Linked DNA regions of Homo sapiens: region 2 is linked to region 1. A link is a loop called in an ENCODE intact Hi-C map of the cell type or tissue named here. Cell type or tissue: B cell. All regions are shown on one strand. Region 1 overlaps LOC105376650 (a long non-coding RNA gene). Region 2 has its middle 43 kb from the start of PRDM11.

Evidence for each region. Hi-C counts contacts between places; a loop is a spot of excess contacts. Peaks named below come from ENCODE experiments on the same cell type or tissue, not always from the same donor. Only the 100,000 strongest peaks of a DNase experiment are listed, where the experiment ranks them.
Region 2: a loop joins it to region 1, with 7 times the contacts of the local background. A loop is called at or near these places in 6 of 110 quality-filtered maps.

The regions. Positions count from the first base shown.
Region 1 is chr11:45,028,207-45,030,706 of GRCh38, forward strand. All of the region lies in intron 1 of LOC105376650 (a long non-coding RNA gene), which reads left to right. Among named protein-coding and RNA genes, the nearest start is that of LINC02685, 56 kb to the left of the region's middle. In B cell, no CTCF peak of the experiment used is centred here; a DNase peak (open chromatin) is centred at 1,325; H3K27ac peaks cover 2,122 bases.
Region 2 is chr11:45,102,133-45,104,632 of GRCh38, forward strand. It overlaps a transcript of PRDM11 not described here. Among named protein-coding and RNA genes, the nearest start is that of PRDM11, 43 kb to the right of the region's middle. RefSeq lists an enhancer at 1-130 and a silencer at 926-1,220. In B cell, CTCF peaks have their summits at 1,187 (motif pointing left) and 1,387; a DNase peak (open chromatin) is centred at 1,129.

The DNA of each region.
Region 1 (2,500 bases):
CAAACCCAGGTCAGGCCGACTCTAAAGCAGGGGTGTCCAATCTTTTGGCTTCCCTGGGCTACACTGTAAGAAAAAGAATTGTCTTGGGCCATACATAAAATATATGAATACTAACAATAGCTGATGAGCTGAAAAAAAAATTACAAAAAAAAAAATCTTAATGTTTTAAGAAAGGAAGGTTCAGGAATTCGTGTTGGGCCATATTCAAAACCGTCCTGGGAGGCATGTGGCCCGCGGGCTGTGGATTGGACAAGCTTGCTCTAAAGCATAGGAATTTGTGTTGGGCCATATTCAAAGCCTTCCTGGGTTGCATGTGGCCCGCGGACTGTGGATTGGACAGCTTGGCAGCAAGGCAGACCATATCAAATGAGGTCTGGGCCTGAAAACACATCACAACTTCACCCAAGGACCCAGCCTTCCTCTTGGGAAGCATCATCTCTCCCCAGCCTCCCAAGCCCCTTCTCTTTTCCCATCTCTATCACGCCCATTGCCTGGCTGTTTCCTGCTCTGCTGTAAAGCTACATCTCCCAGGAGGATGTGCAGAGTTGCTCTAAAGCATAGAGTACAGGACACAGGGAAGGGACAACTTCATGATCTCTCACGTCCTCATTTCTCCACCTTTTGGGAACCAGCCTCAGGGGGAATGGAGCAGATGGAAGGTTGGCACTAGAGCATGGATCTACTCACTTGCTGCCCATGAATTAATTTCACAGTAGAATAAGTGGCATTGTATATAGCCCTTGTGTGGCAGCCACTGTTCTAGGTATTTTACATATATTGGCTTGACCCTCAAAGAAACCGTATACTCTTCCTCTTTATTTTAGTGACAAGTAATAGGCACACAGAGAATTAAGCAACTCACCCCAAAGCTGCACAGCTAATCATGCAGAGCTAAGATCTGAACTCACGCAGGCTGGTTCCAGAGTCTGTGCTCTCAGTTCCTGCACCATACTCTCCCTCTCAGCTGCCTTGCTTATTGAACTGCGTGAAGCTCACTTTTCTCCCCTATGAATGGGTATAATAGTGCCTACCTCGGATGGAAAATTAGAGGACAAACCCAGAACATGATTGCACAGGCAGGCCCTGGCACAGGGAGGTGCAGAGTAGGCATTTGGTAAGGGAGGTCACTGGACAGCTGGGAGATCATGGACAGCCAGGATGTCACCCCTTCAGCAACCAGCCTGGAGACTTATATACAGTAGGTGCTGAACTGACATGCAACGCGGATGAAGGTGGTGACATTTGGAGGCCACCAGGCTGCAGTTTCCCCAGAGAGGTTCAGGGCTCAGCAGCCCCTTGGGATCTCGAGCTCAGCAAGAGGACCTTTAAATGCCTAGAGACTGCCTACGTGCGTCACCGCTGTCTTCCATTAACGCATAATTGCTCTTGCAGGCGAGTAGCTATGCTCACTAGGGTCAGATTTACAGCAGAGCAGGAAACAGCCAGGCAACGGGCATGACAGAGATGGGAAAAGAGAAGGGGCTTGTGTGGCTGGGGAGAGATGACAATTCCAAAGAAGAAGGCTGGGTCCTTGGGTGAAGTTGTGATGTGTTTTCAGGCCCAGACCTCATTTGATATGGTCCGCCTTGCTGCCCCCACAAAGCACATCGGGGAAATGCCAGCATTTGAGCCTCCAAGCTACATCTCCCAGGAAGATGTGAAAATGTATCCCCTGAATGGGCAGTACTAGGATTAAAGATTTTCTTATGAGTCTCTGTAATGTTCTCCTTATCTATGTAATATCACTGAAATCTGCAACAAGTCATCAAAGACATCCCGTCTGGAAGGTGTGATGGCAGCTTTTTCATTTCAAGGCTCTGGCTTCCTCTCCCGGGAGCTAAGCCCCATGCACACTACTAGGCGTATTGTTCATCACTCCAGCCCTTCAAAGAGATCTCCAAAAGTGCACACACAATCTGCAAGCTGCCGAGTGACCCCTTCACTCACGTGCACCCCACAGATGCCTTAGAGGTTAGGGAAGATCACTGTGCCTCAAATGTGCCATATTTTCTCCTACCACCTTGCCTGGGCACCACCTGTTCCCTCTGCTGGGATGTTCTTGGTCTAGCCACCGTGGCAAATTTCTCCTGGTCCTGCAAGGCTCAGCTCAAGTACTACTTATTTTGCAAAACCTTCCCCAAAGGGGCAGCCTGAATCTCTAAGAAGCCGGGCCAGAGCTCTTAGAGTTATCTTCTCTCGTGTCTGTGTCCCAAGATCAACTGTCCATCCACAGAGCAGCTGATGTAGCCAAACAGTGGTTCTCAAAGTGAGGTCCCAGGACCAGCAACATTACCTTCATCGTTACCTGGGACCTTGTTGGAAATGCTGGATCTCTGCCCCACACCCCAGACTTACTGAATCAGGAACTCTGGGTGTGGGGGCCGGCAACCTGTCCTTCAACAAGCCCTCTAGGTGAGTCTGATACATGCTCAAATTTAAGAACAACTTTGGAAGGGGGATAAGGTGAATTTGGGTATGACTCATCCAGGACAAATATTAG
Region 2 (2,500 bases), 74 kb after region 1:
TCAGGGCTCAGAGCTGGAGGCTGAGCGGAGGAAGAAGAAGGCGTTCAGGGCTCAGAGCTGGAGGCTGAGCGGAGGAAGAAGAAGGCGTTCAGGGCTCAGAGCTGGAGGCTGAGCGGAGGAAGAAGAAGGCGTTCAGGGCTCAGAGCTGGAGGCTGAGCAGAGTCACAGGCTCTTTGCCGAAAGCCTGTGTGACCTGGGCCGATGTGTGTTTAATGATCCCCAAAGGCTCTTCCTGTCTTAGTTTCTGGAAAGCTGGCTTTCCCGGGGAGATGCTAGCTGGACACAGATGAGGAAAGACTAAAGTTCAGCCTTGCAGCACTCCCTGGGGCCGGCATGAGGGGAAGCACCCCAGCTGGGGCCCCAACACTGCCCTCTGCAATCCAGCCACTCCCAGGAAGGGAGTAGAAGAGCAATAACGTCTTCTGTGGGAGCCTCCTTCACACCGTGCCACAGCCTCCTTCCCCCATACCACCCCAGTCCATTAGGTCCAGCCCCCCTTGCACCGTGCCACAGCCTCCTTCCCCCCTGCCATCCCAGTCCATTAGGTCCAGATGACCTGTGACACACACCCTGGGCCCCCAGCCCTGTGCTGGCCGCCCTGGTGGATGCTGGAAACGCCAGGCGAGCCTCTGGCCACAGAAGGTGGTGCCTGGCCCATTGCACAGGGGCAGCCAAGGTAATCAGTTCAATGCCAGAGCAGTCAGGGAAGGCTTCCTGGGAATGGCAGCAATTGGGCTGGGCTTGCCAAGCTGATTAGTGTGAACTGGTCGACCGAGGAAGGGAGAGCAGGCCTGATGTACAGAAGAGCAGATGCAGAGAGACAGGCAGGACTGTTTACCCTGGAGGGGGAAGGCCCACTCACTGTGTGGGCAGGAAGCTGACTCAGAGTGTGATGAGAGTAACAGAGAACCCAAGTCTCTCTACTCCCAGCCCAGTGCTCATATAATCGTGAGCCCTAGCCTTGCATTTTCATTCTCTTGTCTGGTCATCACTGGACAGTTGCCTCTGCCATGTCTACTGGACAGGACTCAGGATGGTCACCAGCAGCTTTCCCCTGCATCCCTCCCCAAAGCCCAGAAACCCTGACCACCCCGCCGGGCCTGCCTCCTCCCCGGCCTTGGAGCCCAACCTGGACTCTGCAGTTGGTCCTTTGGCGCCATCTGATGGTAGACATATGAAACTACAGCAAATGGGGGGACTGGTGAAGGAGGAAAAGTTGGAGGAGGAAGAGGAGGAAGATGAGAGGGAGATGAGGAAAGAGGAAGAGGAAATAACTTGTATAGCCTATATGGATCACCATGTGCTTTGGTAGAGACAGAAAAATCTAGGCCCTACCGTTTTGCAGCTTTGTGACTTTGAGCAGTTCACAGTTCCTCCCTGAGCCTCAGTTTCCCCATCTGTAAAACCAGGAAAAATAACCCAAACTTAAGTGTTAACCTTTGGCAGGGTATTGACCAAGAGGGAGCTTGAGGGGGCCTTTGAGGGTGTCAGAAATACTTCTGTCTTGATGGTCACACGGTTTTAAAAAGTCATTGAGTTGTACACAAAGTTTGTGTACTTTACTGTATATATAATATATACATTATATGTAATACTATATATAGTATATATAATATAAACATATAATATATAACATATATATTATATATAAATTATATATATAAAAATTATACCTCAACAAGAAAGGAAGCAATAACACTAATCTACCTTTAACGGTGAAAACCAAGAGAAATCATGTAAGAAAGGGGCTTAGCTCAGGGCCTGGCACCAAGTCAGGATGCATTGAGGGCGATGGTTATCCCTGCTGTCACTCAGCACTTTCAAATATAGCTGTGCTTTATTTTGCAATGACCCTGTAAGTTGACTTACTTTTTATAGCTGAGGGATTGAGGCTTGGTGAAAACTTGCTCTAGATGATCTAATTCCGTGCCCTAGACTTTTTCGCCTGGGCATAGCCCTCAAGCTAGGATAGGCTGAGCAGGGCCCAGGGCAACAGAGCTGTGTGGACAGGCTAGCCCTCAAGGGCCACTGCACCTGGCAAAGCACAAGACCAAAATGTTGTCCACTTGTTCCCAGGAGACCTGGCTCTTCCAGGTGATGAGGCACCAGAGGAACTTCTCTCAAGAAAGCAGGCATCAGCTGGCCAGAAGGAGTAAGGGCAGAAGAAGGCAGCAGGGCAGCACAGGGCACAGGGCTGGACAGGCAGATCTGGGTCTGAATTCAGGATCCTCTGGATGAAAGGGGGCAAGCTGCTTCTCATCCATGGGGGTCGGGTTTCTCATCTGCAAAATGGGGACGAGGACACGTGCCCTTCCTGCTGCTCAAGGTTGCTGTGATAGCTGAGTGAGACCATGGAGTGAAGACTCTGGTCCTCCTACTGACCTTACAGGATGGGCAAGAGCCTCTCCATTTTGCAGATGAGGAAACTGAGGCACAGACACTTCAGACCCCACCCAGCTATGACCCATCTCCCACCTGGGACCTCAGCCCCAAGGTGACT